Regions from separate parts of the Mus musculus genome. Here all the other regions are linked to region 3. Evidence: chromatin loops called from intact Hi-C (ENCODE). Cell type or tissue: heart. All regions are shown on one strand. Region 1 has its middle 4.0 kb from the start of Gm34568. Region 2 has its middle 9.2 kb from the start of Wincr1. Region 3 holds the start of Gm12602 (predicted gene 12602). Region 4 overlaps Gm49890 (predicted gene, 49890). Region 5 holds the start of Gm34457 (a long non-coding RNA gene).

Region 1 (5,000 bases), 180 kb before region 3:
GAGTCCTGTGCCCATATCAGCTCCAGGAGTAGTCTTTAACCTAGATCCAGTTTTTGTCAGAATATAATCATGATGGTGATGGTGTCAGTGACAATAATGAAGAGGATAGGGAGACTAAAGTCCCAACTTACTAAGCACTTATTATGTGCCCAGTATCATGAACATATTTACTAATTCTGACACCATCAGACTGTCCCGATTCTTAAAGTAATAGAGAGTTTATGGTGTGCACTATTTATGAGCAGCAGTTTTCTTTGCTGGGCATACTTCTGTCCACAATGAGCAAGACAGGGAAGGATGACTGTTTTTCATATCGTAATTGTGCACTGCTGAGCTATGTCCATGGGATGTACAACTCTCTATCCTCCCCTGATTGGTTTAGACCTGAGGTCAAGCAGTGAACCTGTCCCTTCCCCTTTCCTGGCAAAAAGTCTGTAATTGCGTCTGTGTCCAAACTGCTGTTGGAATTCAGAAGACAGACCTTCAAAGTACTAAGTTCACTGTCTGAAGCAGTGAGTACTCTGTAAATGTTAAACATTTCGGGCTCTGATCAAAATCAGAAATGTATGTTCTTCCTCACAAGCCATCCCCACTCTGCAGTTACAAAGAGAGTCACTCGTGAACACGATGAGGTTGCAGGGTACAAATCCGTTTTATCTTTTGTGCTCTAACAGAAACACGTGGTTCTTTGTCTCAAAGCAAAATGGGAATTGTTTTTCTTTCCACCACAGTATTAATTCCCTTGGTTAGAGAGTAAGAAAGTCATTGGTCCATTTCTGAACTGTGAATAAGCAAACACAAAGAGAGAGAGGGAGCGAGCGAGAGAAGCAGGGTTTGTTGAGCAGACACGGTCCATTCCAGACTGATGACACAACATTGAGTTAAGAATAGTGAAGATAGAGAAGGCAGCCACACAGAACTCACCACAGGCTTGCTGTTAACTCCCAGATGTCTGGACTCAGGGCAGTGTCTTCTCACTGCTTCAGGGACTCATTTCAAAGGTGTGCCTTTAAATAAACTGAAAAAAAAATTCCTGAAGAGAAAGCTTGCCTTTCGTGTCTCTTCTCACGACACTGGGTGCTGTCCTCAGTGACTGTGGACACTGGGCTCTGTCCTCAGTGACTGTGGACACTGGGCTCTGTCCTCAGTGACTGTAGACACAGGTCTTTCATCTCGCCATTTCCCAGCTTAGGTCTCCTGTCCTTGGTGATGTCCTGTGTAGTTGCTTTGTTTTGGTGTCTCTGGGAGGCCTGCCAACTCTGGCCTCAAAGATCCCAAATGATGAGATAGAAAGTTCCAGGCAGTGTTACACTTGCTCTTCTTCTCCAAGCTTTTCTTTGCTGAGCTCCTTCCCTTGTGTTACATCTTCTTTCTCTTAGGTGGTGCCTCTTAAGCCAGAGATTTTGAAGTCATGGAATTGGATAGTTGGCACGATACTGAAAGTCCTCAAACCCAAGTTTCAATGTAAGACTCTCTCACAGCAACACGAACATTCTTCACAAAGTGATGGCTCATCTTATTTAGTTCATTAAAAGAGCTTCCTCATGATTTTAGATCTTTAACCATTTATATTTCTAGCTAATGAAGTTGTGCACGTGCTCATGTGGGGTATATATTCCTTTCTCTTTCACCTGATTTCTCTGTGTCAGGTTTTGAATCATCCTTTCTGAATAGTACAGAGAAATGGAAGTGTGAAAGAGGACCGTGATTTTTAAAAGTTTACAGACGCATAAGGTTTGTTTGGATCACTCATTCACTCACAAACTAGATCACTCTACAACCCAGCCTTTGCAATGAATTCTGGGGATAAATGATAATGCACATAGTATTGTCTTCATAGAGTTTATAATCCAGCAAGAAATACAAGCATTAGGAAAAATTACCCTCTGTTATCAACAGAATCAGTGTGCAGTGGGGCACAACTTCATGTATGGAAGGATTGCAAGCCCACTGTGATTAGACTCAGAGCAAGGGATATGGAGTCTCCACAATGAATCGGGATCTTGCTGGGCTCTGGTCTTTACTCTGACAAAATAAGAAACCAGAGGAGAATCTTCAGCTGTGAGTCAAAGGTTTTAGGCATTTTACCATCACCATTGCAATGTTCTGGGTGGGTGTTGGGTATCACTCTGCTTCAGATGCGGTCACAGCAGTGAGCACTGCTCCAGGTAGGACCCAATGAGTCTGTCATAGACTGGGTCACCTCTCTTTGCTTTTCACAGTCCTAATGGTTTGATTGTGTGAATGGCCAGTTTGTCACTCTGAATGGTGCTATATAGACCTCGTGGCCAGTGAGGACTAATCCTTGCTTTGATTTGGCACTGTGACCCCGGTTCGTTATACAGAACCTAGCTATAAAAGACCCCCAGGTAGAACTTAGACATCTAGAAATGAATCATTATTTTCTATTTTTCCACCATTCATATCCTATCTGATCAGAGACTTGATTACAATGGGTTTTTCCTCTCTCTTTTCTTCTATACTTTTACTAAATATAAGCTTGGGAATAGTTAGAAAATGAGTTAATAACTCAGACTGAGATAACTGCAGCTGGCATCACTTGCTAAGCATCTTCCCGGAGGTTGGGAACCACTGTAATATGTGTTTATAGACCACATTAAAGCGCATTATTGTGAGGTCCTACGAATCTACCTTCAGATGTCATCAGATGATTTTTTTATGGGCTTCTTGTTTGAGGATATTAAGGTCCCCTGATTTTTACTTCATAAAGAAAGGCATATGCCAACAATCCAATCACTTAGGAAGTAGAGGCAGGAGAATAAAAATGAAAAAGTTATCCTGGACTCCATGAGACCCTGTCTCAAACATCAACAAGAAAGGAAGAAGGGAAAAAATGAGCAGAGGCAACCCTCATGCTTAAATATTTGCCTGCATTTAAGAGTAGTCCCTCATGTGACCTCAAACATATACTCAAAGCTTATTTTATACATTTTGAATTTCCCTTACCAAACTACCTGGCAAAAAGATATGCCTGTGGTGGTGGTGGTGGTGGTGGTGGTGTTTGTGTGTGTGGTGTGTGTGTGTGTGTGTGTGTGTGTGTGTGTGTGTGTGTGTGTGTGTGTGTTTTAAATATAAATAAAAATTTCCCACTGCTTTGAGGCTGTATAAGTATATTATTGTCTTAACTTTCATTTTAAGTATTATAAATGTTGAAATTTTAAGAAAAACAGTTTATTAAAACACTTCTATTCCTTTTGTGTAAACATCCGGTTCTTTTCTCTTTGACATGCTTGGTGGTTTTATTGATTTTTTTAATAAATGCATATAATCCTTTCAAATGTAAAATTTTAAACTCTTAGGTTACCATAGAACGTATGGTATTTATTTCAATGTATTTATAAATTTTAATTCTGTTTACAACACTTAAAAAAGTACAACAAAGCATTTAGAACAGTCTCACCCACACAGACACCATTTGTCTATGACTGCAGTAAAAGTGCAGAAATATCCTCTCCTGATTTAGTTTCTTTTTCAGTTTGATGTAAATAAACTTAAAAGGAAGAAAAAGAAAGAAAGAAATTAGATTCCTAAGCTTCACTCTGAAAAATAGACAGCAAACGAACAAAAAGACAACAACAAAAAAGAACAACAGATAAAACCTAAATAAATCCTTCCACGTGCAGTTATAAACAAGTCAAGAAGAGTCCCATTTCCCTAATAAAACTAAAACCTTTAAAAAGTAATTGTGGATATGAGTTAGGGCTTGCAAAAACTAAATCTGAGACTTGCCTCAATATTTGTGTGTGTGTGTGTGTGTGTGTGTGTGTGTGTGTGTGTGTGTGTGTGTGTGATGAAACAGAGCTCTAAAAGGAATCTAATAAGATTTATATAATTTATTCCTTTCTGGGGTGTGGAAACTTCTCAGCCACCATTAAAATGTTACCTTGACATTTATTACAATTTTCACTTAAATTTTAACTTTTAATGAATTCTCTTTAGTGAAACCTTTGGGGCCCAACAGGTCGGAATCTATTTGCTCATCTGTAAATGGAAGAATGCTGCCACCTTGAAGTACTCTGGTCAGACTACCTGGGCTAGAGAAGATCAAGTAAGGAGTTAGTTACTGCTTACAGCAGACCCTTGTAATACTGAATTCTGTTTCATTTCACCATCCTGCCTCAGGCCAAGAGAGACTGATTTTTGAAAAAAGGAGGGATGCATCTAAATATGGTTTTTCTATGTGGACATGAGTCCTCAGAGTGTGCTGGGGACTTCTACATATTATACACTTTTTAACCAGCATATTTGGAAACCAACATGTGTCTGGTGTTGCGAAAGGCACTTGTCGTACAACTCTTCAGGCACACATAAAACACTATGGAATTTTGTGGGTAAACCATCTGAAAAAATACTTAATTGAATTTTACCCCTAGGTCTAGTTGTGTCTGCTGCACTGCTCAAACACTAACTTACCCAGAAGCAGAAAACTGGCCATCAAGCGCTGAAGCACAAGTGATGTTTCCTCTACAAGTGTGCTGTGACAAGGGGAAGAGTGGGAGAAAATGATATGCTCTTTGAACCAACTGAGAACAGAGGCAAGGGTTCTTCTAATACCATCCTGGTCCCATTAACAACAGGATACTCCAAGGCAGTTCCCATAACATTAATCAGCCATTTTTTTCCTTGAAGGAATTACTGATCTATCTCAAATCAGGCTGATTATTGATCCCTTTGCCCTCTGTGGAATGTTCCTTGAAGGAGCCATGCTTTCAACAGCAAGGCCACCTATCATGAGTGTGCTCTGATAATCATATCATTCAGGTATTTCTCTCATAGTTATTTTTCATCTCCACAGTATATATCCTAAAACTTTGGTAAGACTGAGAAATTTGGTTTTAGAGAATCGAGGTAAAATAGGTGATTATCTCCTGTCTTCTTGATTTTTTTTTGGGGGGGGGGGCTAGGATAGGAAACTTATGTTCTATAATTGACAGAATTCTTATCACTAATTGCAATTCCTAAAAGGGCATTTGCCTCCT
Region 2 (5,000 bases), 88 kb before region 3:
CGGATTTCACTGTTATGATTTTTGTGGGTGAATCCTCTAAGTTGAAGTTGAGAGGTCTTAACACTGTACCTCACGCTTTAAGGTTAAGGAAATAATAATTTCACCAAACAGAACAACCTACTAGTGTAAACTTTTGATTCCTGATCTATGTATAAAACAATGGCAGAGATGAAGAGTGGTGTATTTTACTTTAATAAAACGTGTAATAAAATGTACAGGCTTAGCTCTGCTTGAGTGAACAGAACAGTCATGTGAAACATCATCGTATTGTGACACAAATTGCTAAAGCGTGTTAATCATGCAGAAACTCTGTACCCATTGAAAAACTGCTTCTTAACCTACCCCCAACCTCCATTCTCTGACAGTCATCACCCTACTTAATGCTGCTCTTAATTCGACTACATACCTCAAATAGACGGAGTCACTCAGCAAGCATTTCTTCGTGATTAGCTCATTTCCTTTGGTATCATATCCTCCTGACTCATCCCTGCCTTGTAGAATTTCCTCCTCTCTTGTAGCAAGTACGATCATCTTGCTGGTGTATGCCATACTTTCTTCACTGGTGACTGCTGGCACTATTTCCCTCTTTGGGCAATTATTAATAGCACAGCTATTAAATGTGAATGTGCAAATACCAGGCCTCATGTTTCCATTGCCTTTCGTAGTGGGAAGGTCTGTAAGCATGCAGAACTGTGGAGAAGGTATTCAAACCTAATAAAATCTATTTATAAACAAGTTTGTGTTCAACTCAAACTTAATTAAGCAGAAGCTCTGTAGTTTTCATTTAGAACAGACATTATTAAGAGACATTAATAGCAAATGGTTATATATAATAATATGTAATTGACAGCTACCTTGATTTTTGTTGCATAAGTTATTCCACAAGGATTTTTCTCTGAATACTTGAAATGAAATCTATTAGAAATAAAATGGGATTTTCTCCTCTTAAAGGGAAGGTACCTTTGACATATTCTCATGATGTACTCCTAAAACACAAAACGTAATCACAACCAGGTATTCCAAACCCATATTTCTTAGTTAAATCTTTTAATGCCATTATTTTTGTATGGCTATTTTTTATCTCCATGTTCTCATATATTTCCTTTTAAAAATAACTTCACTTCATTGGGTACTTTCTTTCTAAATCCTAAGAAGTCAACATTCAGTAATGGTTAAGTACCTAAAGCCTCTATAAGTGTCATTTCTGTAGGAGAACTCTCACCAGAAGTCAGATCTGTATCATATACTTTACACATACATTTACTTTAATTCCCACACGGCTAGGAAGGATTGTTTCACACAGCTGGAAAAAAATGAGACTCCAAAATTAGGTCAACTTCTTGAAAAACACATAGGTAAGAATTAGGATTCAACAGCACCACCAGATGACCTTGGTTACTTCCAGTTTATTTTTTAAATCTACTCATCAGAAACCATATAGTAGTTTCGTTTGACTCACAAATATATTCAAGGTCCTGGTTGATAGTTTTAGTGCATACAACGAGGAGTAGCATTAAGTCTGAACCCTCTGATGGGGCTGCTCTTTCTCATCTAGTTGTCTGTCCTTCATATGTGTGTGTTTGCTCTGTAGGAAAGCCCGGGTTTTCTCTAACATCTATCTTAAGTGTTCAAATAGACGGGAGATGTTACAAGAATAAAGACAAAGTGCCAGGCCTACATTTGGGAAATAGAAGTCTGGACTTGAGAATGCAACTCACGAACTGTGTGTGAGACTCAAGAGGGGTATGCAGTGTGTCTCCGAGCCTCTGTGTGAGCTAGGGTGAGACTCAGGAGGAGTACGCAGTGTGTCTCCGAGCCTCTGTGTGAGCTAGGGTGAGACTCAGGAGGAGTATGCAGTGTGTCTCCGAGCCTCGGTGTGAGCTAGGGTGAGACTCAGGAGGAGTACGCAGTGTGTCTCCGAGCCTCGGTGTGAGCTAGGGTGAGACTCAGGAGGAGTATGCAGTGTGTCTCCGAGCCTCGGTGTGAGCTAGGGTGAGACTCAGGAGGAGTATGCAGTGTGTCTCCGAGCCTCGGTGTGAGCTAGGGTGAGACGTGAGCAGCTTCCTAGGCTCCCTCCAAGCATTCCTCCCCATGTCTGTCCCAGCGAGGCAACAAGCTTTTTTGCCATCTTTATGTTGATTTCACACATCCCAGAGGTTGGTTGGAACCTATCACAGAGAGCTAATCTTCCAGGCTTTCCTGCCCTTACAGTCCCTCTGCCCTTCTGAAAGAACAAAACTCACAGTTGAAACAAGCCATTTTTTCCCTTGGGGGAACTGAATCCAAACACTAGCTCATCTCTGCAAGCCTGTAATTAAATCTGCTGTGCAGGTCACTAGTGCCACTGGGTCAGGAGACAGACAAAACGAGATGTGAAAGAAATGGCATTTGTTTCTTGGATGGCCCCTGTGTTTCTCTGAAAGGAAGGTCCTGGCAGCCACACAGTGGAGTCCCTGTGACCGGAATACTCGTGCTAGCTCAGGACCTGCCAGTTGGCTCCAAAATAGTTTTCCAGATCGAGGGCTATCTGGCCACTCAGCGCTTGAAATTTTATCTCTCTGCTGGTGGTCTGTGGCTGCCCCAAGAGATATTTTCCTACATCATCATCTCAGATTCTGACCAAGAAAGTGGCTCACCCTTGACTGTGCACCACAGTCACCTGGGTGGATCAAGGAAAAACCTCTGGATTTTATCCAAGAGGATTTTGACTTCGTCGGACTACAGCAGGACCTGAAAATGCATTTTCTCTACTTACTCATTTTCCTAATTGACAAAAATTATATATATACATGCATACATATTTATGTGTATATATCCATACACACACATGTATACACAAATATATCATGCACACATATACGTATATATGCATATGTAAGAATTAGAATTCAATTATATATGTATGTATATATATATATATGTATATATATATATATAGTGTGTGTGTGTGTGTGAGAGAGAGAGAGAGAGAGAAAACAGGCCTATGTTTCACAACCTATAAATAATGTAGCCAATTAATTAGCCTCTACTCTCTTAGTAACTTTTAATGATACAATATTAAAAAACAGCTGTGGTGGTGCATACCTGTAATATTAGCATTCTGGGTACTAAGGCAGGAGGATCAGGAGTACAAGGCCACCTCGAGCTATATAGAAATGTTTTGCCTCAAAAAATAATACAACACAATGTGTGGTCATTGTGTCTTACTAGTATTCTCTAGAACTTACAATCCATATGTACATTGTCCAATATCTTCAAAACCCACAAACCTCTCTAACCTCTCTCTGACTCCTAGTAACTATTTCTCTCTCCCCCTCCCCCTCCCTCTCCCTTTCCCCTTTCCCCCTCCCTTTCCCTTCTCTCATTTTTGAGACAGTTTCTACTCTGTAGACCAGGCTGGCCTTGAACTAAGAGTTCTGCCTCCCTCTGGCTTCCAAGAGCTGGGATTAAAGGTGTGTATCACTACCACCCAGCTACTATCTTACTCTCTATTTTGGTGAGCTCAAAATTTTTAGGTCTCATATGTCCATGAGATAAGTCAGCATTTGTCTTTATGTGTCTGGTTACTTGATTTAGCATAGTGAGCTACAGGTTTATTTATGTTGTCACAAATGACCATATTTCCTTCAGGTTTAAGGTTGAATAGCATTCCATTGTGTATACGGTCCACATTTTACAAAAATAATTGAATATGCTAAACATATGTGCAATGTATTTTGATCATATTCACCCTACACTCCTCCCATCCATCCCCCACCCCTCTGAAATTCATGTCTTTTTGTCTGTTTTTGTGTGTTTTAATACTCTGTGGAGTCCAATTCTTGCTGCCCATATTCTCATGTGTATGGGGCCATCAACTAAAGTAAGATTGACTTGCCAGTGGCTACACCCTTAAAACAAGCTGACGTTCCCTCCCCTAGAAGCCACCAGCTGTTACTATTTCCTCAATTAGGGGTGGGGATCCCCATACAAACTTCATGCTGGAATGTTTACTGTATTGAGTTTTCTGGCTTGGCTCTTCTGAAGGCAACTTCAGTTGCTTTGAGTTCATGAGTATAATAGTCCTGTCAGAGTCATTATTTCACTAGTTCTCCCCCACCTCTTGCTCTTACAATGTCTTCAGCCCCCCTTTTATGGGAGGGATGGAATAGATGTTCCATTTGTGGCTAAGCACTTTACCAACACAGTCTGCACATTATTTGGTTGTGAGTTTACAAATTAACAGCATTCACTGCACAAAGAAATGTCTTTGATGAGGTCTGAGAGCTCCATTGATCTATAGGTATAGGGATATCAAATTAGAGGCAATTCTAATACTCTATGGCCAGTAGTAAAATACTATTTATATGTTCACTGCTAAGGCCTGTGAGCTCTCTAACCACGGGCTCTGGTTCAGATTTGCAGTACCAAGCATGTGTTTCCTCATATGGAGCGGTTCTTAAAGTCAATCAGTCAGAAAGTGCTTTGTTGGCCTCATAACATTTGTGTCTTTATTACACCGAGGGCAGATCTTGCCAACCCAATCATTATTACAGCTCACAGGATTCACATCCTCGTAAGATGACTACACACACACACACAAATACAGAGTTCCAGCAACCTAAATACTACTTTTCGGTACTATGGAAGCCAGTCAGTAGGAAAGAAGTTTCCTGGTCAGTACCAACTGGATTTCTTCATGTCCTATGACCAAAAATATTCTCTTTAGCCAATCACCTACTGATGGACACTGTAGGTTGTCTCCATATCTTGTTTGTTGTGAATGATGCTGCAGTGAACATGGGCATTCAGACGGCTTCTTAATGTGTTGGTCTAATTTTCTTTGCATATATACCCAGTTATCAGAGTGCCATATAATTTGGCAGTTCTGTTTTTAACTTTTGTTTTTTAGAAACCTCCATACTCTTTTGCATAAGTGCTATACTAAGAATTTACATATTTAGCAAATTCCCATGCCTTCGGTTGTTGCTGGTTAAAAAAAAAAAAAAAAAAAAAAAAAC
Region 3 (5,000 bases):
AAAGCAGTTTATTATATCTTCCTTCAATTTATCATCTCTTCCTCCAATTAATCCTCTAGACAAAAATATAAATCAGAAAACTGCAGAATCTACTTGCTAAAAACTATCCATGTCTTGCATACCCTGTGGAATTAAAGCAGAGCTCTTTAGAGTGATGTAGAAAGATCAGAGATGCCAATGTACACAAGAGTCAAGGTAATGTGGATGGGTGAATGGGATGGGGAGAGTCTGGGACCAGAAGGACACTAAGTGCCATCCATGGATACTGTGCAAGATTACAGAATGAAAGCACTAGACAGTCCAACTTCCCTGGAAATCCTAAAAATTCAGGTTTTCCTACTTAAAAGATAAACAAATTTCAAATGTTGGCACCTTATTTTGTGTGTATATGAGGGTGATATATACACATGTATATATATATATATTTGCATGTGTGTGAGCACATTTGTGTGCAGGCATGTATTCACCTGTGTACAGATATGCAGAAGCCTGAAGTTGCTGTCTCATGTCTTCTTCAGTCATTCTCCATCTCATATACGGAAGCAGGGACTCTCAATTGATCCCAGAGCTTACTGGTCATCTAGTCTAGCTAGCCAGCTTTGCCCCCCAGATCTGCTGCCTCTGGCTCCAAGTGCCAGGATTGCAGGTAGCTACCATATCTGCTCAGCTTTTACACAGATTCTGTTCATCTGAACTCCAGCCCTCAAACTTGCATGGCAAGGGCTTTATCCACTGAGTCCTCTTCCTAACCCAGTACTTTATTTTAAAAACAAGAATCACCGGTGAGCTGAAGGAAATGTGTCTGTTTCAAAAACTGCCCAGGCCCCTCCCACAGTGCTGCACTCTGACCTCTGGCCACTCGCAGGACTTAGTTTCTCACTGCCCTTTAATCATTTTCAATAATGGCATTTCTGCAAATGTAGCACACTGCTTCACATTGGGCATCTCGTCAGGATACATCCTCCAGCCTGATTTCAGCCATGTCTGAGAGCTTCCCGTTGCCCCTTTCTTATCTGTGAACATATAGAAAGTCTCTTTCACCCCTAACTGGGCTAAACTTAACATCCCTTGTGCTCTACTACTGCAATCTCTAGAGATCTCAAGTTCAAGTATCGTATTTTGTTCTTACTTAACTGAAGCTTGTTAAAAGCCACTAAACTTCCCCAAAGTAGAAGTCCTTTGCAGGTCTCCGTATTCTCGTTTCCTCCCCTTCCTCCTCCTCCTCCCCCTCTTCATCCTTTTTGTTTTCAAGACAGTGCTTTTCTGAGCAGACTTGAATGTTCTGGAACTCACTATATAGACCAGGCTTCTCTTGAACTCAGAGATCCCCCTGCCTCTGGGATCGAAGGGATATGTCAGCACCTCCGGCCATAATCACAACTCTCCATGCAGCTCATGCGACAGCACCAATGTACCCACCACCACCACCATCGTGACATGCACTTACCAAGTTCCAAGTGTCTCACACTAGCTCGGAGGACTCACCCTAGTCTCACAGATGAAGGAACAAATGTGATGGCATGCCATAGCCAATAGAGGGCACCCGAGACCCCAGTCCCAGCCCAGGCGCAGGGATCAGATTTCCACAGGCAGCAGTGAGTCAAATCCAATCCAAAGTTCACTCCCTAGTACCCAGTCATTCTTCAACACTGCATCTCTTTCCTTAGCGTCTTTCAGTTGGCAATCAAATGCAAGCCTAAGCAAGAGCCTTCTCCGCAGTGATTTTATGAGGATAGTAGAGTTGAAGACTAACTCCAGTTAGCCTTCCTGATCCACAGCGCCTGATTCAGACTTGGAAAAAACAGGCATGAGAGGCCTGACCCTCTGATAACCCCGCTAGGCAGTTTCTCGTGCAAACAGCAGTTTAACCAAATACGCCCTCTTGTTTTTTCTAGCGCTCTTTGTCATTGCAGTGAAATCCAAGTTGGGCTTCCCGTGAGAAATCAAGCAGCAAAGACTGGGAGATTTTGGTTTTTTGTCACCTATAAAAACGCAACGGAATGCCTTTTATTCTCTTTCAAGCAATCGTATTGCTTATCTACATGACTAAGAAATGGTGGAGCTCAGAGCAGGTCTGGTCTCTGCTCCTGCATCAGGATAGACGTTTCACAGGAATGTTTGAAGTTTCGGGTCAACAGCGGTCATTCTCAAAAACCAGTGTTTCTGCATTTTGCTTTACACACAAGGGCTTGTACTTCAGATATTGTTCCTGGCTTTATCTGATTACAAATATACAAGAGAAGTAGTTAAATGTTCAGAAAAGGTGAAGACCTGAGAATACATGAGGTCCTCTGTTGAGACTTGAATAATTTAAGTGAGGAGCAACGGGGAAGACGGTCCATATATTAATCATCAATCCAAGAGCACTGTGTCTGTGTGCACTGTCTTTCTCTGGCTAACACTGGTGAATTAATTGGTCACAATCTGATAAAGGAGTGTTCTAAAAGTTCATGGAAAAACATTAATGATGTCCGTCAGTCACAACTTGACCTTCGAACATTTTAGCTGTCACTTGCTTCAAAATGAATTATGTACTTGTGGTTAAAATTCGACACCCCTTTGTTTTGCACTTGCAACATAAATGGTTTAATCTTTGCCTAATGATGATTTCATTTCTCTAGTTTTTAAGCAAAGTTCCATTCCCTAGACATGTCTAATTCCTCCCTCAAAAATCTGTTTTTATATTCCTGACTTGTGAGATGTGCTGCCACCTGCTGGTCATTGGTATGTAATACATATGAATCTTTGTCAGCTCAGGAAAGAACCAAGGGGCTGGAGCGTTATTCTACAGTTACCTGAAGAACGTTACTACACAATGCATTTATCACTTTAGAACAGGACCTTTGGAATAAGCACTTTTCACACTATTTGCATCTTTCTCTTTCACATGGAAAGTTAATATTACTGGAGTGGTAGTTCTATGTTGAAGGCCAATTAAGGAGGGAGGAGGGAAAAAGCACTTTACTGCCCCCTGCTGCTCACGTTCCTTAGCATTTCACGCTCTTTTTATTTTTGACTGACATGAAGTAATTTCATGTGTTAGGAGTTACAGTGTGTTGTATCAATGCACCGGTACAGGGTGATGGTCATATCATTATGTTTGGCATATCTACCACTTCCAATATTTGTCATGTCTCTGCTAAGGACACTCAAAATCCTCTCTATAGGCTATTCTGAGTTATTTGATTCATTATCCTATTATGCTGTAGAACACCAGAAGCCATTTATCCTAACCAGCTCTACATATTTTATTTTAAAATAATAATAATAATTAATGATAATAATAAAAACTGTGTTCATTTTTCATTTGCTCAATTATTTATTCAATAAATGAATATAAATTATGCTGAGCCTCTGAACCATTCAAGATGACTGAGTTTCAAAATTATGATCAATGTGAGAAAAAAAGAAAAGAAAAGGGAAGAATTTCAAGTCAAGCCTGCATCGAGATAAGTTTCAAGGTGTTCCTGGAATGACCCATTTAGTGGTCAAAGCGATATCTGGAGAAAGGGAAAGGAGAAAGAAAAATGCAGGAAAAAAAAGAGTGAAAGAAAGAGGGAGGAGGATGGGGAAGTGTCAGTCACAGAGGACAGCCTGATGCTCCCTTTTACGTTAGTGCATCCTATGCGTGAAACTATTAAAACAAGGGCCAGACGGGGGTGACGAGAGCAAAATGATGGCCATTGCCGTCCGATGGTGTAGAATCCTCTCCTTGCATGTGGCCAAGGTCTCTGGGGAGGACAGCAAAGTGCACCCCTTGTCTCTTTTGTTAATGTGTTGCATAGGGACGCAGCTGCCACCCAGTTTGTGGTTTGGAGGAAAGAGGACACTTTGTTAGCTTTTCAGTTAAAGATACTTCATTCATTTTCATAATCACTAGTCCCAGTGTGGGGAAAATTGTGCATACTATTAACATGTAAAAAGTAATTTAAACTTTAAATTTAATTTAAAATTTAAGTATATGACAAAACTCAGAAAACATTATTCATTTACAATACTTTGCATAAATATGGGGTGTATATCTTATTTAAGAAATGAGATTAAATTCAACCAAGATGAATATATTGAAAACCATCAGACTTCGATGAAATAAACTGAAGCTGACATACATAAATGAAAGGGTTTGTGTGTGTGTGTGTGTGTGTGTGTGTGTGTGTGTGTGTGTGTTCTTGTATTGAAAGAATTAACATCACAGATGACCAAGCCTGCTCAGTCAGTCAACAGGTTCTCCAGCACGGGAGTGAGGATTAAAAAGAAAAAAAGACACTTAGACAACATTGTATCATGACCCCAGTCAATTCTGAGACTGAAGGCAAATTTAATTTTCCCAATCTGCTTTTTATACCATTTTAATTGCATGCAAGTATTAAGGGCAAGCAGCACAATAAGGAACAAGTAAGACATACACAAAGTCCTGTGGTTACTCCCATTGTGTCCCAGGGCTTGTCAGAATGGCCAAAACACCTGAGCCCACCTCTTTGTCCAAGCCCAAAATCTTGCTTGAAGTCTACTTCTATTATTCCACCCTAAGATTCAAATTCCTGCCTTAACCTACTTCCCTATTACAGACAAAAGTTAGAATCTCCCAGAAACGTACTTCCTCATCATGCCCTAAAGTCAGATTTCCTGCCTGAGCTTACGTCCTTGTCCTTGGCCAATGTCAGCACCCCAAAGAGCTCTCCACACACAAATGTGTCCTACAGGTGATAAACACCTCCAGCAAAGTGACTGGATACAAAATTAACTAAAAAAAAAAAAAAAAAAAAAAAAATCAGTAGTCCTCCTATGTGCAAGTGATAAACGGGCTGAGAAAGAAATCAGGCAAATAACATACTTCATGATAGGCACAAATAATATAAAATATCTTGGTGTAACTCTAACCAAGCAAGTGAAAGACCAGTGTGATTAGACCTAAAGTCTCTGAAGAAAAAAAGTTGAAGAAGGTATCAGAAGATGGAAAGGTCTCCCATCATGGTTCAGTAGGATTAACATTTAAAATA
Region 4 (5,000 bases), 190 kb before region 3:
TCTGAACGCTCCCCACCCCCGCTTCCCCCGCCTCAAGTTTCTTGCATCAGAATGATGTGTCAGAGACATCACAAAGCAAGAAATGGAAGTGGACCAAAGAAGATCATAGTATGAGCATTGGCAGTCATGTACATTGCATTTTCCCTGCTAAAAGTGTAGTTTTAAATTACTAGGACAATTATTGTTTTGCTCAGAAGATTGGTGCTATTTGGGATATTAAAATAATGGTGTCTCAAAAGAGTATTTCTCTGAAAATAGAAATCACCTAGCGAATTCTCTGTAATCTGCAAGTTGGCTTCAAGTGCTCAGTAGCTAGGATCGGCTAGAAAATACGAAACAGAACATACTTGATAAAGCCAGAATCAGGGTTTCAAGGTTATTGGAAGAGGACTTTCCCCCCTCTGCTGTCATGCATGCAATAACTGTATATTGCTTAAAATGTTAATCCCAGGAAAAGCAGAAGGTCCTAGAGAATGAATCTACAAGTAAATCTTGACCCTACACTCTACCTTTTAACCTCCTTACTCCTGAAGTCAACACAGATTTCCCCCACACCCATGTGCAATGGAAAGCTTCCTCCATCATCTCCAACCTCCTCCCAAGTTTGTTTGTTTTTTTTTTTGTTGTTGTTGTTTTGTTTTTTTAAGCCTGGAGTGAAAGACAGCCGGAGACTCTACAAATGAAGCAAGCACATTAGGGTACTTACATGTACAGATTAAATAACTGATCTACTTTCTATACAATTTACTGTCATTGTTTAAAAGCCCCCAGTGAAAATGTAGCTCAAAATGCAAAGATCAAATTTCACCATTTCTTTTACTTAAGCTGCATCTATTCTAGATTCAACAAAAGTTTTTTTTTCCCTACATTGCAGAACTATGTAATAACAAAATTTATCACTCATTAAAACTTTTGAGACATTTGGGGGTTACTTTTTAAGCAACTAGTTATTAAATATATCAAGAAGATGTTTTAAAGCATTATTACTAGCCCTTTCTTGTTTATGATTAGAGAATTATCTATCCTAAAATGCCTTCAAATTCCATATTGTCTTTTAATACTATATTTTATCCCTTAAATGTTAGTAATCAGAGGTTACATTTTCGCCTTTTTACGTTTAAAGTTAAGAGCCCCCACAATGTTCAAATGATAAAAATACTTAGACACAAGTAATGCAATTGTGGCAATTACGAAGAATTTAATGTTTTCTAATCTCAAGGCGTCAATATTCCCAGCAAAACACATTTAACAAAAACCTATCACTGAAGAAAATTATTGTTAAAACAAATCAATTAATGTTCTATAAGTACCCTAAATAGTTAACAACGGTATTTAATATAGCTTCAGTTCTGGGGCAAATCAAGAAAAATGATTTCAAAATGAGGGGAAAATGATACACATTTCTTGTTCTCCATTTTTTTCCACTTCCATTTTTATAAAGATATTCAAATAGTAGATGTCTCATAGCTTTCGTCCTATAATAACCTATTTAAAACAAGCCGAGTCCACACTGTCCGTCAAGGATTTAGTCACTACTATGTACTCTTCAGAATTTATAAAACTTCAAGAGCCTTCTAGGCTCTTCTAGCTTTCAGGCTTCTTGCTCTCTCTCACATCAACCATGAAGGCAATACCTACGTATAAAATAAAGACCTAATATGATGTAAAAGAAAAGTTTCCAGAAGGCCCACCCCACCTCCAAAAAAAAGTCTATTAAACACGAATCAAAAATGCCTATTTGGGGACCCAACCTAGTTTTCAAGAGGCCCTGTACAAGTTACAAAGGAGAAAGGAAGCGAACTATATTACTTCCTTGGTGGGGGACAACCGCACAATATTATTTTAAGCCTTTTTTTTTTTGATGATAAAAATCAAAATAAAATACCTACGGAACTGCCTCTGGAGATACTGAACAATAACCAGAATGACAGTGGGAAACAACTTAAAAAGTTAGCTCCCCTCCAACCAAACACGAGAAACTCAATAAACCTAAAGTCGAGCGTCACTTTTAAATCACTTAAAACAAAAATCAAGTCAACCAAAACTTTCTCAAAACAAATGATAAAACTGAGCATTGTCGAAACTCCCGTTCACCAAGTATTTTAATCCACAGGTAATAAACTCCCGCAAAATAAATAAATAAATAAAAATAAAAAATTCGTGCCTACTTCCCCCTCTAATTCCACTTCAAAGGTGCCAGGATTTCAATGAGGAAGCTGAAAGACGGGATTCGGATTCCAGAAGCAGTCCCCAGGCAGGAGGGCCACAGCTCCAACCCTTGGTGCAGGTTGTGAGCCCCATTGCCTGTCCCTGTCCTTTAGCTCTTTAGGAGGCCACCTAAGCTTGTTTCGCTGCTCCCTACGCGGCCACTGCCTGGCTGAGGAAACCCTGCAGCAGCCGAGGAGCCGGCCCTTCCAAGGGAGGGTCACGGAGAGAAGGGGCAGGAGCTGACGAACATCCTTCATCCTTTTTCCACCATACGAGTACGAACTGAAAACAAGCGAATCCTCGGCTGTGGGGGTTCTCACCGCACGCCTCGTTTCTGTGCACTCCACCGGAGAAGCCCCCGGGAAGTTTCCAAAGCACCCAGAGTTTGAAATGGTGCGTGGGCAACGCGGGGACTCCCCAGCGGAGAGCGCTCCAGCACGCACGCCGCGCTCTGCTTCCCTGCGCGCTCGAGGATCGCGCGCGGCCCGAGCGTGTGGCCGAGCGCGGGTGGCTGTGCGGGACCGCGCCTCCGCTCCCCACGCGCGCCGCCGAGCCGCCTCGTCCCTCGGCTCCCACCAACCCCAGGGTGGCTCGCCGCGCGCCCGGGCCCGCTTACCTGCGGCCTCCACGCACCCCGCGCGCGCCTCTGCGTCCCGCGTTGTGCGCAGGTCGAAAGAAAGCGCCGCGGGCTGTGCCACCTCCGCGCGCCCACACCTGCCGCGCGGCCCGACGCCCCGCCCCGGCCCCGCCCCGACGGGACCGGCCGCGCCTCCGCCCGGCCAGCACCAGCTGCAGCCGGCGCAGCTCCCGAGCGCCGCGGCTAGGCAAGGTTCGCGACAGTCACCGCTGGGGCGGCAGCCACCGCGTGGCAACCTGCGCGAGCCCCGGCATTCTTGACCAGCAGGCCAGCGGCGATGCTGGCAGGGGTCTTCAGAAACCCTGGCGACTGGTGCAGCCCAGGGATCCAATGGCGTTCAAGCCGGAGGGGAGCTCTCCCATCCCTGGCATCCTGGTCTTGGCTGCCTTGAGGCCTTCCTGGACGTTTTTTTTCTGTACCCACCTGCTCCGGATCTTGTTCTTGAGCAGCCTGAGTGCTGCTCTCTGAATCTCTTTACTGGCGTTGCCTTTGTATGAATGCTCCCGTGCACTGCCCTGTCTCCAAGCACGTCATTTTTATTGTCCGATGAGATTCATGTTTAATACTAGAGCGTACAAGCAGAGACATGCGCTTTCCCAATCCTTTCCATGTAAGTTTCAATTACCTAAAAGGTAGAGGTTAGGTTGCCCATCTTGGAAATTCTCAAGCAAATACAGAATTATACACAGCAACATATTTTTTTTTCTGTAGTCTGCAAGCACAGCATGAGGCCTTTTACACTGATTTAAGAGGGTGGAAATTGTCTTTGTACAAGTAAATGCAATTACATTTTAGCAAAAGTCCCATTACCCACCAAGAAAAATTCTACAAGTGGGGTGAGGAAAGGAGACGAATAAAATTCATGGTGATGTTTAATTAATGATGAGATAACATCTCAGTGTAAAAAAAAAATCACATATTCAAACCAGGTGAAAATTACTCACCAGATGTTCCTTAATGAGGTGGTACTCATTTGCTTAGCCGACTACAGAAAAGACAAGCCAAATAGGGTTGATTTATTACACAAATTACACTAACATGCATATATATGAGCTTAAGACTTATGTGAGAAACTCGGGTTTAATTTTTCCTTATGAAGCAGGTGCATAAAATGTTTTTTTTTAATGCTCTCTCCTACACCCAAGTTATGTGTGTTAAGGTCGTGATGATTAATGGTTAACAGTGTTGAATGCACAATGGTAGGAACCATTACACTTCACCTGAAAATGGCTCTGACTCATGAACTCCATTTTGAAGAACTGAAAACTCTCAAGGTTGATCCACTACCTTGATCAAAAAATAAGAATCGGCAGTCAAACATGTCACTATTAAAGTAATTGTGAAGTTTTTTTGAAGTTAGCTTTAAAGTTTATAGTCTGAGTGCAGAGGGGGGAGAATCAAATACCCCCAAATCATGAAAAGCAAGCCTTAAAATGAGAATCTAGAAAGAGCTAAGTGTTTGTCTATCCATAGAAAACCCAAAAGCATGCTTTGAAGTGCAAAAATATTACTCTAATTTTATTTATTGAATCAGGATGTTGTCAAATGTAAGTGGCCATTTAAACATAATTCTTTTGGTGAAATGGGAAGGGGGGGTGGTAATATAAACCCGGCCAGGAAAGACTCAAACTCCAACAGAAAACCTAATAGATGAGCAACTACAGGCACTTCATTTATGGGACTTTTTTTCTTTAAGGTTTAAGCAGAAGTCTAAATTACTATTACAGATGAAACTGCTTAATGCTTATCTAAAATTATATAGCATGATACTTTGAATAGCAAATAATCAAAAAAAGATAATACATTTCAAATTATAAACATCAATGTAAAGAAAAACAAACATTTGTCTTTCAGGCTTTGATCCAGGCAGACAAGTTATTTGTCCCCCAAACAAATACATAATTTTGAACACCCAAGTGCTACACAAAGCATAGAAAAGAGGCCCCCTTCTCACCCATTAAAGTTCCGATGGGCTTGTGAACGGAACATAGCAAACAGTTTCAGTGTTGGCTGCTCACCCAACCCATTGGAAAGGTTGCCAGTTTCTTAGACTTTAAATATGATTTTTAAGAAATATTTCTTTTTAATGGGAAAAAAACCTAACAGGCAACATAACAGCTCTCTTCCCATAGTGTTCCCATCTGTTAAAACTAGA
Region 5 (5,000 bases), 260 kb before region 3:
ACCCCATCAGAAATCTGAGAATAACCAACATTACTGAAAATATATAGGAAGCCTAACACAGCTTCCAGAACTGAGACAAACTGTAGAGACAGCTGCTTACCTATACAGCCCTAGTAAGTCAGGAAGTTGAAGCATCTATCTGTCTTCAGCCTTCTGGCCCAGGATCATCTGACAGACCTTAGAGATACCAGAATATTAAGGACTAGCCTATTCTGTCTTGGCAGAACAAAGCTGTCCTAACCTGTAAATTGTGTCCTTTCAAGAACAGTACAGGTCTGCAAGAGAGATAGGCAATTTCTGCCCAGTGGCCACCTAGCCACAAATGTACAGCCTCACCTGGAGGTTAGATGTTCAGCTGCTTCTTTGAATCCATGAATGGGAAGCTGTTACAAGCAGATTTGTCTCAACCACAAGTGAATAAATAACATTCAATGTCACATTCTGTGATTTTTGACGTTTTTGAAAGCCAACTATCTATGTAAAGTAATCTGTTGGACTGTTGTCCATTAACTGCTCTCAGCTGTTTCTAATTAAATATCTGAAAACACTCTAACAATAAACTTAGAGACATGAATTTGTTATTTGGCCCTTAACTCACCGGCTTATTCATCTCAGACCAGTTTATAAAAACAGTTATAGAAGGACTGGATCTAAGCCCTGTACTTTCAAAATTTTTTGTATCAATAGGAGAAATTTATAGTAATGAAAACCTTGATTTTGTATCAAAACAAATTTTGTACCAAAGTAAGAAAATATGTCTTAAACTTAGTAACAATTAAAAAGCTTTCTACCACAAATATGTCTTTTAAGAAAGAAAGGAAGGAAGCAAGCAGACAGACTGAGCAAGCCAGGGAAAGCAAGCAAGCAAGCAACACTCCTTCATGGTCTCTGCTTCAGTTCCTGCCTCCCGATTCCTGCCCTTGCTTCCCTTGATAATGGTGTGCCTTGTAAGATGAAATAAATCTTTTTCTTCTTAAGTTGTTTTTGGTAAGTGTTTAAAAACCAAACTAGAACACTTGCTAAAAAGATAGAGCGAATGAGTCACTAGTAATTATGACCTACCATTTAAGCCCCCTTGCCCATATCACCAAAGCAGTCAACTGGTTCTTGGTTGATATTAAAGAATAAGTCTCTGCTTTAATGGCAACAGATTGGAGGGCCCAGACCAGTAAAGAGTTGGGCAGGCTTTAATTGATTCATGTTAGTAACAGGGACTGTGTGCATTAATAAAACAAAACCAGGTGTCGGAGGAGCTTCATCTACGCTCCATCCAGTCCCTCTGACACTGACTCTCACCTAAACTGGCTCCTCTGGTTATACCCACAGCAAATAGAAACCTGCAGCATAGCTGCAGTCCAGTGGTCACCATTAATAACACACATGTTTATATCCATGCCCAGGCTAGGAGGAGGGAGAAGTGGCCGGGTTAGGAATTCAGCCTGCAGAGGGAAAATGCTGAAGAATGGGTAAGTGCAGAGCTAATGCCACTAGACTGTTCAGTGGCCAACAGAGCCTTGATAGAAATGTATATGACAGAGTGAAAATCTTGGTAAGTTAAGTCAAGAAACCATTCCTTACCTTTTTCACAAGCCCTTGTATGTGCATATGGAGGACACTGGACAAGGTGAAAGGCATTTGGTTGCAGAAATATATATATATATATCTGCTTCTGGACCCTTTCCTGGAGTCCTCTGAGTTGCAGATGCTGGAGCTGTGACCTGGATATAGATGTATCTGTTGGAGCTGCTTCTCCTAGGATCTGTTGCTGTCTACATTGTGTCCAGTTGTGGTTTTCTGTGATGGTCTCCATTTGTTACCAAGAGAGGCTTCTTGATGAAAGGCAGTAGCTACATTTATATGGGGAAAGCAGCATGCAGACCGTTTTGAATGACATAATGGGCCTAGCAATGTAAATAGGAGATTGTATACTGTTCAATTTTTTCCCTGCTCTTATTAATTGACCAAGATATATAAATCAAGATTCTAATTCTGCTTTTTTGGTTTGTTTTGCTCATTTTGTTTTATGAGAAAAAATTCCCTGACATTCTAGTTCAACCCAGGAGTGGTTATTCATGGTTTTAATCCGAGTGCTTTGGAGACAAAGGCAGGTAGATGTCTGTGAGTTCAAAACCAGCATGATCAGCAAATCAAGTTCCGGGCCAGACAAGGCTGCATAGTGAGATCCTGGAGAAGGAGGGAGGGAGAGAGAGGGGGAGGAAGAGAGGGAAGGATGGAGAGAGAAAAAGTGGAAGGGAGGAAAGGGGAGGGAGGGAGGGAAAGAGAGAGAAAGAGAGAGAGAGATTGATTCACGTTGGTCATTCAGTCTTTGGACTGGAACCCATCTCAGCGTGAATTTCAATCTTCACCAGTAGAGGGCAGAATAACATCAGTCACTATAATGTATTTGCTCAAGCAATTCTAGATATTCATGTGTTCTTCTGGATAATTATGATAACCCCAGATTACATTCATCTTCAATAAGCACAGTTGGGCTCTCAGGCATTTAAATACCCTCAACTGTATAGAACAGAGGACAAACCTGCTATTAAAATGTAAGTTTAAAAAGTCTTTTTTCAAAAACAATAATCTCCGTCTACCTAGTAGTGGTATAAGATTAATAGCACCGTTTTCAAGCGTACCTTGTTAGCTTTGGGTGAAGTATTCACTTGTTCGAGATTACTATCCATATTTTGTTATTTAAATCAACAGGCAGTTTGTTGTTTAGTGAAAGACCAGTCTAATGTGGATCGTCAGTTAATCTACAGCGTCTGTGGAAAGACCCATGCTTACTGAATCGTGGTGACACGATTCACCAATAAGGTGAAATATGAGCCTTCTGCTCTCTGCTTTACTTTTCCGTTGTTAAACTTGTTCTTCAACTTTCCTTCCTATCACCCACCTATGTTACTATCAGTCTTCCTACTGCGCTCATGTTAAAAAATTAAATTGGCTACTGTAGATCCTTTGTATAATGACTGTTTCCGAGTTTATACTTTTATTGATAATTGGGACATCTGAAGCCACCGTTCTCTCCTGTTTTTAATCTGCCAGAAGCTTGTTTTCCCTTGGGACTGTTGGTCACTGAGTTGTTATCGGCCAGGACGTCTTATTTTGTATTGCTTCGTCTCTGCAGACAACATCCTCAGAACCAGAACCAGAAGCAAGCCAAGTAGAATCCTCAAGAGAGTCTATTGTTATACCAAGAAAGTGATTTCATAGTCAGAGTTTAACCTAGTCTAGAAGGCTCTCTAGCCCCACTCCATCATCTCCTGCCCAGTTTCTTGTGTTACTTAGCACTTCAACTTCTGTCCATCCACACAGTTAAGGACTGGACCCCAAAGACACTGTCAACCAGGGAGAGCAATACTGCAGCCATACTTTTTAAAAAGTAGACTTTTGTCTCATACCATACATTCCACCTAGTTCCCCGCCCCCCCCCCCCCCACTCTTCCCCAAGGCCTCCAAGAGACAACAGCCAAACAGGACAAAACAAGATGCAATAAGACAAGGCAAAAGCCCTCATATTGATTGATGCCAGGCAAGACAACCAAATTGGGGGGGGGGTCCTAAGAGCAGGCGAAAGAGTCAGAGATACACCTCTCTCCACTGTTAGAGTCCCACACAAACCACTAAGCAAAGAGCTATAATATAGATGTAAAGGGTCTGGCATAGACCCATGTAGGCTCTGTGCTTGCTGCTTTAGTTTCTGTGAGCACATGTGAGTCCCGCTTAGTTGATTCAGTGGGCCATGTTCTCCTAATGTCCCCCATTCCCTCTGACTCCCACAGCCTTTCCCACAGCTATTGCTCCCCCTTCCCCTTCCACCCAGTCTTCCTCCTTGTTCTTGATCTTCTTTGTTTCAGTTTGAGTGGTAAGCTTTCTTCCAAACCTCATTGGGGATGTGGGGCATCCTTGGTCTAGACAACCAGAGCAGTTCTCATCTTTCCTGAATGACTGCAGAGCAGTTAGTAAAGCAATCATGGAGACAATCTTGCTACAAGGCTCAAGTGTTTCTATTTCCTTCCCCACTTTTAAAAATATTTATTTATTGTTAGATGTGTGTGTCTGCTTTGCCTGCCTGTATGTATGTACCTCATGTGTTCTTGATCCCTGGACTAGAGTTAGAGAGGGTTGTTAGCTGTCATGTGAGGACTGGGAACTGGACTCAGGTCCTCTGCATGATCAGCAAGGGCTTTAATGACTGAGTTCCTCCCGCCTTGTCCACACTGGTTATGTGTTGTCATACAGCATCTCTCCAGCTCCCACCTCAGGTTTCCATTGTCTATGTATTCTCTTACAGCTGTAGCTGGCATCAACCTACAATTACCTGGAAAATCGAAACAGACAAATTAAAAACCCGCAAAATCACTGGTGCCCAAGCTTCTACTTCACTGTTTTAAAATCAAAAGATATTCTTTTATGAAGTCCCTCGGTAAAATGAGAATATCAGAAAAGTGCTTACCACTTAAAATGTCCTTTGACTGCAAAATATTAAGAGTCATACAACTTGACTTTTGAAATTACTATAACACTGACTCCAGAAGAGTGTTGAAGTAAAAAGGAACAACAACAACAACAACAAATCAAGACAGCTAGAAAAGCATGGCTGGACATCTCTAGTGCAGAGGAGGCATGTTGACACAAGTACTGTTCCTCCACAGAACTCAAGAACAACTCTAAGGATGACAAGGAACAATGTGAAGTTCCTGCACAGTGCCACTTGGCAACATTTAAAAAAAAATTTATTCCCAGAGGACATGAGATGCTGGGTCAATGAAGACTGAAAGTGACACAGGGAACCACTAGGACATCCCTTGGGACAGAGTGAAGCTGGAGCTCCTATTTCCCATTCAAGGCAGAGGCTCATCCAGAGCACACAGAAGGTGCTCAGCACCACCTGGCAAAGCTGGTCTGGTCCTTTGCACTAAAGTTTAAGAATTTTTCTACTTGTCTCTTTGGCTGTGAATCTAGCCTTTAAGCCCTGAGCCAGCTCTCCAGCC

The links. A loop is a pair of places that touch in the nucleus more often than their neighbours do. Peaks named below come from ENCODE experiments on the same cell type or tissue, not always from the same donor. Only the 100,000 strongest peaks of a DNase experiment are listed, where the experiment ranks them.
Region 1: a loop joins it to region 3, with 3 times the contacts of the local background. A loop is called at or near these places in 5 of 42 quality-filtered maps.
Region 2: it touches region 3 in a loop (2.5-fold over the local background); 3 of 42 quality-filtered maps call a loop at or near these places.
Region 4: a loop joins it to region 3, with 6 times the contacts of the local background. A loop is called at or near these places in 16 of 42 quality-filtered maps.
Region 5: a loop joins it to region 3, with 13 times the contacts of the local background. A loop is called at or near these places in 33 of 42 quality-filtered maps.

The regions. Positions count from the first base shown.
Region 1 is chr4:88,949,950-88,954,949 of GRCm38, forward strand. No RefSeq gene overlaps it. Among named protein-coding and RNA genes, the nearest start is that of Gm34568, 4.0 kb to the right of the region's middle. In heart, no CTCF peak of the experiment used is centred here; no DNase peak of the experiment used is centred here; H3K4me3 peaks cover 281 bases; H3K27ac peaks cover 1,290 bases.
Region 2 is chr4:89,038,616-89,043,615 of GRCm38, forward strand. No RefSeq gene overlaps it. Among named protein-coding and RNA genes, the nearest start is that of Wincr1, 9.2 kb to the right of the region's middle. In heart, no CTCF peak of the experiment used is centred here; a DNase peak (open chromatin) is centred at 2,456; H3K27ac peaks cover 562 bases.
Region 3 is chr4:89,126,716-89,131,715 of GRCm38, forward strand. It overlaps Gm12602 (predicted gene 12602), which reads right to left and starts at 1,511. Exons shown (of 4, transcript NR_151607.1): 1 at 1,448-1,511. In heart, CTCF peaks have their summits at 1,549 (motif pointing right) and 2,829; a DNase peak (open chromatin) is centred at 1,496; H3K4me3 peaks cover 1,265 bases; H3K27ac peaks cover 1,354 bases.
Region 4 is chr4:88,935,573-88,940,572 of GRCm38, forward strand. All of the region lies in intron 1 of Gm49890 (predicted gene, 49890), which reads right to left. Among named protein-coding and RNA genes, the nearest start is that of Gm49890, 4.0 kb to the right of the region's middle. In heart, a CTCF peak has its summit at 3,098; no DNase peak of the experiment used is centred here; H3K4me3 peaks cover 1,543 bases; H3K27ac peaks cover 1,088 bases; H3K27me3 peaks cover 499 bases.
Region 5 is chr4:88,870,525-88,875,524 of GRCm38, forward strand. It overlaps Gm34457 (a long non-coding RNA gene), which reads left to right and starts at 1,403. Exons shown (of 3, transcript XR_390701.3): 1 at 1,403-1,466; 2 at 2,710-2,820; 3 at 4,301-4,371. In heart, a CTCF peak has its summit at 2,369 (motif pointing right); no DNase peak of the experiment used is centred here; H3K27me3 peaks cover 569 bases.